Regions from separate parts of the Homo sapiens genome. Here region 2 is linked to region 1. A link is an interaction called in ENCODE POLR2A ChIA-PET data of the cell type or tissue named here. Cell type or tissue: MCF 10A. All regions are shown on one strand. Each heading gives the region's core, and the rest is flanking DNA. Links, peaks and the distances in the headings are about the cores only. Region 1 has its middle 23 kb from the start of LINC00702. Region 2 overlaps LOC107984195 (a long non-coding RNA gene).

Region 1 (5,383 bases), core at 141-5,140:
ATGTACCTGTGAAGAGCGAACAGTGGTAGTGCCTGATGGCCAATTTTTGAGATGCCTAAAAGCTTTCTCAGGGCGCCTGGGCATGACCATTAGGAAAGGAGCATGCATTATGAAGAGTGTGGTCCTTTTCTAGCTCAGCGAGATTTACTTCCCCAGGTGGAGCTGGTAAAAGCACAAGCACCCTCGATAAACCCTGAGGAGCTCAGGTGGTTGCCCAGGGAGTGGAGCCTGGTGAGGACATTTCCCTGGAGATCAGGCACCGGAATGTCTGCTTCCTAGCTTTTCTGGGAGTAGGGGATGCAGAAAGCAGAAGTGAATGGAACAAGTTCCTTATGACCTTTCACCATTTGGCAAATGTGTGTGATAGAATATGCAGAAGAATGGACCAGGCAAGGTGGTTCATGCCTGTAATCCCAGCACTTTGGGAGGCCAAGCCAGGAAGATCGCTTGAGCCCAAGAATTCAAGACCAGTTTGGGCAGCAAAGTTAGACCCCAACTCTACATATATAAGAAATTAGGTGTGTAATCCCAGCACTTTGGGAGGCCGAGGCAGGTGGATCCCCTGAGGTCGGGAGTTTGAGACTAGCCTGACCAACATGGAGAAACCCCGTCTCTACTAAAAAATACAAAATTAGCCAGGTGTGGTGGTGCATGCCTGTAATCCCAGCTACTCAGGAGGCTGAAGCAGGAGAATGGCTTGAACCCGGGAGGCGGAGGTTGCGGTGAGCTGAGATCACGCCATTGCACTCCAGCCTGGGCGACAAGAATGAAACTTTGTCTCAAAAAAAAAAAAAAAAAAAAAAGAAATTAGGTGGATGTGGTGATGAGCTCCTGTAGTCCCAGCTACTCTGGAGGTTGAGGCAAGATGATTACTTGAGCCTGAAATGTCAAGGCTGCAATGAGCTGTGATCATACCACCGTACTCCAGCCTGGGTGACAAGGCACAACCCTGTCTCAAAAAACAAACACAGAGGATGCAGAAGAATGGATGTCACATTTAATTTTTTAAAAAAATATATATCCTGTGAGACATTTAACTCAATGATTTATTAATTCAAGAAATCTTTATTTAGCACTTTGTATGTGCTAGGCCCTGGTCTAGACATTGGGAGCACAGAAGTGACCAAACGCAGACATATTTTGCCTTCCTGTTTGATATTCTAGTTGGCTGAGAGAAACAATAAATGAACACTCGGAAGGTTGATGGGTTGGCAAAAGTGAGAGAGACTGGACTTGGTGGGGAAGCTTGGTGGTGGTGGCAATAAGCTTTTAAGCAAAGATTTAAATAAAGCAAGGAAGCAGTCCATGCAAGCACCTTCAGGAAGTGTGTTTCAGGCAGAGACACGGTGGGTGAATGCTCTGAGGCTGTAACAAGCTGAGGGGGAACAAGAAACACTAAAATTCTGTGAATTCCAGCGGCATCAGTTGAATGTTAATTATGGCACATCAGGTACTTTCCCTTAGCAGCCAACAGAGTAAAAGGGAGTCGGTCTATGTACATAGATGATTGCTTTTGAGGTGGCACTTAACACCTGTGTTTCCATCATATCCCAGTGGTAGACTAGAAAATGGCAACAAATAATAGAATTTGTGTTATTCTCATAGGATCTTTTTAATAAGTTATAGATTCATCTGAGGGAGTACCAGACTATTGGGTTTTAGAGATTGACAGCAAAGAAGAACTTAGGCATGAATCTTCTTAATAACAGCTAATATAGAAATAGAGGAAAAAATCATTCTCACAATACAGATAGATTAGAAAGTAATCATTTATATTCAACAAGTATTTATTGCATAACTAAAAGATTCTATGTGAGAGTACTACACGTAATGATTTTCTGTGAAGCAGTTAAGATACAATTTGTTCCTCTAAGAAGGAAAACAGGATGTATGCATCTATGTTCTCTGCCAAGCACACTAAGGCTTTTGCTTTTAATTCATAAACATTATGCAATACAATGGCATACAATAAAGTTCCTCTTTGTTTAGTAGAGCTGAGGGTGTCCCAGTTGGTTGCAATATATATATTTAATAATTAGATTGTGTGTGTGTGCACAAGTGTGTGCATGCACATGTATGTGTGCATGCATGTGTCTGCATATATGCACACACACGAGGGTGTGTAAGTGGGTATGCATGTGTGTGTGTGTGTATATGTTCACATGTGAGTGTGTGTGAATGGACATGCTTGTGTGTGTGTGTTCACATTGTGCAATCCAAATGCCCTGCTTTATGCATCTGTATTCAAGACTCAAGTCCTGCGGGGACAGAGTAACTTGTTTTCAAGAGTGTTTGGCACAGCATCCTGCAGATGTGGGAACTTAGTAATTGTGTGCTGAGGACGATGATTAGGTTGATGACAAATTTGTGTGTTGAGTAGAAAGAGCTTACTGATTAGTTTCTGGAATTGTTGCCCAGTTTTAAACAAATGGGGTTTTGCTGTTTTTTTTTTTTTTGATTCGTGGGTTCTGTCATGTATTTAGTTAAACTATGAATGCTGCATTAAAATGAATACCTTCTCATCTTCCTGGAATATGCGTGGGCGTCTTGCAGGGATTACGAGTGGACTTTGAGCGTTGCACTTCTCCCACACCTTCTCCTGTGTCCTAGGCATGGCCAGGCGCAGAGGCCCAGGGAGGAGCACCAGGTGTTCTGGAGCTTTTATTTTGGGGATTTGTATGTGTATTTTTTCAGAGGTCTCCTGAAATTTCTCAATCCTATGCCCCAGAAAATATCCAGATTGGCACTAGGTGTTACTCTTTGGCTTGAGACTCTCTTATTAAATCTTGCTGTCATGTGTGTGATTTTATTATTTTTTTAAAGGATATGAAATATGCATCCTTAGTAAGCAATAAAGGGGAGCCGCACATGGATTGGAGCCATGATGTGCTCCACCTGCTGGAAACATTTCCAAGGATCCTGTCTCCTTTTACAAACTGTATTTATGATGGTAGCCCCTGTGATGATGAGTTACATGTATTCTGTTCTCTGTGCTACTCAAATAAAAAGTGGTAGCTGTTCCATTTCGCTGTTTCAGGAATGTAAGAAAAATATGAAACTGGAAGATCCTTGCTCTAAAGAGTAAAAATTCAAAAAACAGAAAAGGTTTTCAGTACTGTGAGAAATGGTTTATGAGTCTTTGCTAAGAAGTGGTATTATCTATGAGGGCAATAAATATGAAGGTCCCAGTGAAATTTAACTTTTGGGGAAAGTTGCTATCTTAATCAGCTTGGATTTCAGACAAATGTCTGATGGTGAAAATTTAAACAAAATAAGAAAAACAAAGAAAAAATAAGCTTACTAAAACAAAATAAAGTGACACAATGAGACACTGAGAAAATACAATGGAGGCTGAGTATTCAGGATCAAAAGACTCAGTGTTTTACTAGGACTTCCTATGGAAAAGTCTTCATTCGATTAGACAGATAAATTTGATTCCACTTTATTGAAATGATCAAGAGGTATGTGCAAGACTTCAGGAATCCTAAGTGACGTTTAAAGCGTTTTTAAGCCGTGGGAAGATCTGGCGTGACTTATTGTATTTGAAACTTCAGAGCAACTCCAAAGGCAAACCCAGCTCAGGGAAGACACATTGTTACTTGTACTCAATAAGTAGATGCTAAGAAACATAACATGCTTCTTACCTCAAGGCTGAGGTTAAGATGGTAAATTGAGTTTTCAAACGGACAGTAACACAATGCCCATCACAGCTGTACCTAGACCCGGAGCCTGATAAAATCTGCCGCTCTACCCCGACCACGCCACGTGTCTCAGCACGTATTTGTCTGTTTTCACACTGCTGATAAAAACATACCCAAGACTGGGAAGAAAAAGAGTTTTAATTGGACTTACAGTTCCACATGGCTGGGGAAGCTTCAGAATCATGGCGAGAGGCAAAAGGCACTTCTTAAATGGTGGCAGCAAGAGAAAATGAGGAAGAAGCAAAAGCAGAGACCCGTGATAAACCCATCAGATCTCATGAGATTTATTCACTGTCATGAGACTAGCATGGGAAAGACTGGCCCCCGTGATTCAATTACCTCCTCCTGGGTCCCTCCCTCTACACGTGGGAATTCTGGGAGATACAATTCAAGTTGAGATTTGGGTAGGGACACAGCCAAACCATATCGCAGCATTAATTATTTCTACCTACCTATACTTGCCACAAGCTTTGCCATGGACACGGGGATGGGAAAAGAGATAAAACTAGACAGATAGGAAAAACAAAGTGGCTTAGGACTGGCCATTGACTTGAAGAAGGGAAACATGAGAAGAGATGAAAACTCTCCATGGGAGTTCAAGCTCCTTCCTTAGGGGAGGTGGTGTAAAGAGGAAATTTAGGAGATGCATAATGAATGCTGCTTCCATGCCAGAGAACAGTGTAGGAAATTTCATTTCCTTAATTTAAGAGGATTCTAACTCATGCTTGAGCAAATGGATATAGAAAAATGTTATGAATGATAAATTATTTTGTACTATTTTGTTTTAAAATAACCCATATCATTTTATAGCATGAAAATTCACTCAAATGTTGAAGCTATCATAGGTCTTTAGCAATGAGCTTTCTCCCAGGGAAGAAAGTGAAGAAAACAATTCAAAGGTAAGGCTAAAGGTGACCCAAGATTTAGAATTGGGCTCATCGGATTTCAGATTCTGCATGTGACTAAGTCAGAGCCAATGCAGTCTTCACTTCATGTCAGCAAGAGCCACACTCTGAGTGCCAAACACAGCAAGATATTGCAAGGTTTGCATGATATTCATGGCTCAGGAACATAATATAATCACAAGCAAACTTAAAAAAATCAATTAATTCTTACCTTCCAGGCAATAAAATATCCAAAAATCACAAACACAGATTTGACTCTATAACCGCTATTGCTAATGATCCCTGGCTAAAATGAGCATGTGAGCCAGGCATAGTGGCTCATGCCGACAATCCTAACACTTTGGGAGGCAGAGGCAGGAGGATTGCTTGAGGCCATGAGTTCGAGACCAACCTGGGCAACAAAGTGAGACCCTTTCTCTACAAAAAATTTAAAAAAAATTAGCCAGGCATAGTGGCACACACCTGTAGTCCCAGCTACTGGGGAGGTTGAGGCAGAAAAATCACTTGAACTGAACAGTTTGAGGCTGCAGTGAGCCATGATTGTGCCACTGCACTCCAGCCTGGGTGACAGAGTGAGTCCCTAGCTCAAAATAAATAAATACATACATACATACATACATACATAAATAAAAATTTAGAGGTTAGCATAGGATTTTTTTTTTTTTTTGGAAATGAAATTTCTATTGCTTTTAAAAAAATACAAATCGATTTGTGGTGGTTCTGCGATGATCCCACACAAAGGGATATTCTACATTTCTTTTCCCTTAGGCTTGGGCC
Region 2 (5,383 bases), core at 157-5,156, 190 kb before region 1:
CTAAAAATACAAAAATTAGCTGAGCATGATGGTGCATGCCTGTAATCCCAGCTACTTGGGAGGCTGAGGCAAGAGAATTGCTTGCACCCAGGAGGTGGAGGTTGCAGTGAGATGAGATCGTGCCACTGCACTCCAGCCTAGGTGACAGAGTGAGACTCCACCTCCAAAAAAAAAAAAAAAAGACACCATTTTTGGAGTTTTAATTTTATATTTTAAAACTTTGTCAAAGTTTTCAATTGTTTATCATTTTTGAAAGGATTTTCAGCTGGATGCAGTGGCTCACGCCTGTAATCTCGGCACTTTGGGAAGCCAAGGTGGGCAGATCACTTGAGCTCAGGAGTTCAAGACCAGCCTGGCCAACATGGTGAAACTCCAACTCTGTCAAAAATACAAAAATTATCTGGGTGTGGTGGCACATGCCTGTAATCCCAGCTACTTGGGAGGCTGAGACAGGAAAATGTCTTGAACATGAAAGGTGGAGGTTGTAGCGAGCTGAGGTTGCACCACCGCACTCCAGTCTGGGTGACAGAGTGAGACTCTGTCTCAAAAAAAAAAAAAAAAGTTGTGTTTTTTTTTCCCCAATCATCCCACCCTCCACCATGACCAACCCAAAAAATCAGGAATATTTGGAAAATAAACAGGCATTCAACTGATGCAGGACAGGCCAGCCCCAAAGCTGGGGCTTAGCCCAGGAGGGTTCTGGGCTTAGCCCACGAAAGGGAGGCAGAAAGAGAAATAGAAATGGAATCTCTCCCATTTCCCCTGTGCCATTTGAAACTGCCCAAGGGGATAAGTCATCAAATATTCTTGGCAATGACAGATATGGTTGAAATAAAGTTGTAGAAAGAAGAACAGTTTCATCTTAGCATCGAGAATACTGATCATAATTCACAATGCAGTTGCCCCTCCATCACAGGAATGCTCTTTCTGGGATGTGAACTTGGTCTACTCTTGGCTTCTCTCTGCATCCCTGGGCATGTTCTCGGGCACTGACCCTTAGGCTTGCACTGACTCACATCGTGCGGTGAAATCTTCTCCAACACTGCATCTGGAAGCATGGGTCTGCCCCAGCAGAGACCAGTGGGTGACCGATACTGACCCATCACTGACAGATTATTTCATTTGCTTTACCAAAAGCCTTTTTGTTTTACCTCTAGCTCTTTCTAGATGACCTATTAAGTAATAATTGTACCTTTGTAGCTCCCCAGACATGCTTTGTTCTTATCACAAAGACCACATAAAAATATGTAGGTTAGAAAGATTCCTTTGTCCTATTGAATGTCAGATTTAACTCCTTTATTAGAACCATAGCTTTTACTTCTTTAAGCTTTTATTTAAGCTTGCTTGAGTTAGATTTCTATTACTTACCACCGAAAAAAAGGTGTGATTATATATCTTACCTTACCTGATGTTTCCTCTCTTTGAATCCCTTTAACATTCTAATGGATTGGGCCCCTGACTGATTCACGTGAGAAATTATGCAAGGATATAGAGTCATTATAACAACCTTTCCCAGAATTTTTTTTTGGTAAATAATGTATGGTGTTTATTGCAGCCCCTTCTTTCTTTTCTTTAAATATGATAGTGAAAGACTCTAGAGGAAACATATCCACTTCCTAAAGGTAGGACAATGGGCTGAACAGCTTAAGTGTCACAGTCGTTCTTTAAATCTTGGTGTTCTGAAGATTTTTAAAGGCCCATTTAAACCCTCCCATTGAGTACCTAAAATGGCGAGAGTTCTATGTTGTCTGTACGACATCCATTTATTGTCAGTATCTGTTTAGTCTATACAGTTTTCTGATAGTGCTTTGGGAAACCATGTAATATCATGTATGACACGATGCAACATAAACATTCTTCCTAGGGCCTTTTATGCTCATGAATCATGGTGCTTTGCTGAGGAATGGAGGGAAGAACATATTGAGAGGGACTGGAGCTTTTGCTTCTATGTGTGCATTCATCTATCATTCCTCTATCTATCATTTTCCTTCCTTCCTTGAAGATATTGAGCATTCACCAAGAATCCAGAGAGAAGCTTAGTCAGAAGGAATAAAAAACACCACTGGGAGGTGGCACTCCAAATTATTTCCCAAATGCAATCTAACAGGAAGTGGAATAATTCCCATAAATGGAGTTGAGATCCAGTGTTTTCTAAAGGTCTGGTGAGGACAAGCCTGGTTACTCAGCAGGCAACAGAGGCATCACTTGAGGCCATTGCAGCCCAGCTTTGGAAGCCTGGATGAATGTGTCAGTCCAGAAGCTGCCGCCAGAAGTCACACCCAGAGGGGCAGCTTAGAACAACACATGGCAAGAAAAGCTGCTTTTAAAAACTGGAGGCATGGATGACTTCTATAGGCCTCTGCTGAGAGCAAATGCCTTATCAGGTTGGGGAGAGATGCTTAGAGAAAGATAGTGCAGTAAAAAGTCAATATTAAATTGTTTTTCTCTGAAGTGTCCAATTAGATGACTTTGAACAATTGTATATATTCATGTTAGCAAAGCCCAGAATGAGATAAGGGACTTTTTCATTTTCTTAGAAAGTTCCTTCATGGACTCTTCAAACACTGCCTGTGCCTGCATTTGTATTTCATATCAACAGAATCACACCATGTGCACTTTACGTATGACTCCTTTGATTTAACATAGTGAGCTTGAGATTCATCAGGGTGGCTGCCTGTGCATGTGGCTTGTCTTCACTGCTGGCTTGTTCCGGTGAGTGTTTGTCCCAGTTTGCTGATCTCATGACCACTTAGTGCACATGGGGTTGTTTCAGGTTGGGGATATAAGGCACAGGCTTAGGGTGGAGCTTCGTCTCACCCTTTGGATACTCAGGGCTGTGATTGCTCCCTGTGGAGGTGCTTGGCCCAGTCTATGGGTAGGTAAGAAAATTGTAAGCTGCACCCAAAAGGATAGGATGTTTCAGGTGCAGACAGGGTGGGAAAGAAATGCTCCCGGCAGAGGCACACCAGTGTTCCCAGTGCTGAAGCTGGCAAGTCAAGGCACATTCCAGAAACCCAGACAGTGAGCAAGGCCAGAGCTGAGTGTGCAGAGGGGAACGCATGAAGATACAGATAGAGAGGTAAAAAGGAACCAGGCCATGGAGAGCCAGGCGCCCGGAGGCAAGGGAAGGCATTTGAACTTGATTCCCAGGGCAATGACAAGCAACTGAAGTGTTTTAAGTGAGGAAATTATTTGATTCGATTTTCCATTATAGAAAGCTAACAGTTAGGTTACTTTCTGTTTATTTTCTTGTGGTTTTCTCTGGGTATATAGTAAGACTGTTTCACTTTCCTGTTGTTATACATTAAATTTTGTCCCCCTGCCCCCGCAAAAAAAAAACATATATTGGAGTCCTAACCCCCAATACCTCAGAATGTGATTTTATTTGGAGATTGGGTCTTCACAGAGGTAATCAAATTAAAAGAGGTCAGGATGCTTGAGCCGGGGAGGCAGAGGTTGCAGTGAGCTGATAATGTACCACTGCACTCCAGCCTGGGCAGCAGAGCAAGAACCTGTTGCAAATAAAATGAAATAAAGAGGTCGTGAAGGTGAGCCCTAATCCAATATGACTGACGTCCTTAGAAAAAGGGCAAATTCAGACACAGAGACAGACATGCACACACCCACAGGGAACAGGCAGAGTTCAGAGTGATGCTTCCCCAGGCCAAGGAATGAAACAGATCATCAACAAACCATGAGAAGCCAGGAGAGAGCTATGAACAGATTCTCCTGCACACCCTCGGGAAGAGCCAACCCTGCTGACACCTTGATCTTGGACTTCCAGCCTCCGGAACTGTGAGACAATAAACTTCGGTTCTTCTAAGACATTCAGTTTGTGGTACTACATGAAAGCAGCCCCAGAAAACTAAGACACCCGCCCCTCCTTTCCCTTCCGTTCCTTTTAGTTAGGATGACCTAAGAAGAAAATGCTCTCACAAATACAAGTTCTCTGAAAGGATGATCTTTACTGGCAGTCATTTCTTGAGATCCCTGTGAGTTATTGAGATAACACTAGTTCCTTGGAGATTTTGTGTGTTGAACACATACCTGTTTATACCATTAGGTGTTGAACGGCATTGGGGTTCAAACTTTGGATGGACTCTTTCAGAGACATGAATTTGTTTAGTGCTTAGATATAGTGAGAGCTTTTCCAGAAGATGCAGGCATAGGAAACACAGACCTGAAAGGGATGTGACAGTCCTGACTCTTATGTATTTATTTATTTATTTATTTTGAGATGGAGTCTCCCTCTGTCACCCAGTCTGGAGTGCAGTGGCATGATCTCAGCTCACTGCAACCTCCTCCTCCTGGGTTCAAGTGATTCTCCTGCCTCAGCCTCCTGAGTAGCTGGGATTAGAGGCACTTGCCATCAAACCCAGATAATTTTTGTATTTTTGGTAGAGACAGGGTTTCATCATATTGGCCAGGCTGGTCTCGAACTCCTGACCCCAAGTGATCTGACGCCTTGGCCTCCCAGAATGCTGGGATTACAGACATGAGCCACCACACCCTGCCGACAGTCCTTACTCTTAATCCAGATAAGTCTGAGGCTCAACTCCCACCTTCAAGCGTCTTAACCATTGACTCTCCATCCTGAAGAATTCTTCAAAAGAAGCTGAAACCTCCCTGAGAAGTTCAATTTTATTTTCAGAGAATACTGGCCATTATAGAAGGTCCTTCCTTGTATTAGCCAGAAAATCTATTTGTGCACAGCCTGAGCTATTCCTCCCAGTTCTGTTTTGTGGCCCCAGAACAAGCAGGGTTCATCGTTGTCATGGCAAATTGCTGGCTATCTGAAGTTAGGTATCAGGTGCCTCTAAACTTCTCTTTCTGAGATCAAAGACTTAGACTTTCTTTAGTCATCTTGTGCCATACACTCCCTTGTCCTCTCTTTAGTTCTGTTTTTCTCTGAACAGGTCCCAGAGCCAGGGTTCTGATTCGATTGTCTGCTCAGAAATGAACATGATCTTTGGTTGGCTGTCTGAGTGGCACTCAGTGGCCCAGACATCTCCTGTCTTGTTCTGCTTCCATATTTCCATTAATCTAACTCTGGCTTATATCGAGTGTTTTGGTGTACGTATCTCAAAGCTGACTTAAACTGAATTTGGAATGATTGCAGTCTAACCCAGACAGATACGACTGTTAAAACTACTGAACAGAGGCACTCTGGCTGGAGTCCGAGAGGCAAGCCTCATGGCACAGGCGGCAATGCCAGCTGCTTGCATGCGACAATAGCAACTTCCTCACTTAATCCTCAGCCTCCAAGCTCTATTCCTACCTAACGGCCCAAACAGGCTGGGAGAGGGTGGTCAGATAGAACTTTCTGCGTGAATGGAAATTTTCCCTATCTGTGCTTTCCCATATGGGAGCCACTTGCCACATA

The links. ChIA-PET counts read pairs that join two places held together with the same protein. Peaks named below come from ENCODE experiments on the same cell type or tissue, not always from the same donor. Only the 100,000 strongest peaks of a DNase experiment are listed, where the experiment ranks them.
Region 2: POLR2A ChIA-PET joins it to region 1 with 5 read pairs; 5 of 35 experiments call an interaction of 5 or more read pairs at or near these places.

What each region holds. Positions count from the first base shown.
Region 1 is chr10:4,264,681-4,270,063 of GRCh38, forward strand. No RefSeq gene overlaps it. Among named protein-coding and RNA genes, the nearest start is that of LINC00702, 23 kb to the left of the region's middle. In MCF 10A, for the core only: a CTCF peak has its summit at 2,884 (motif pointing left); a DNase peak (open chromatin) is centred at 2,261.
Region 2 is chr10:4,071,942-4,077,324 of GRCh38, forward strand. The region is part of intron 4 of LOC107984195 (a long non-coding RNA gene); the gene reads left to right. Among named protein-coding and RNA genes, the nearest start is that of MIR6078, 83 kb to the left of the region's middle. In MCF 10A, for the core only: no CTCF peak of the experiment used is centred there; no DNase peak of the experiment used is centred there.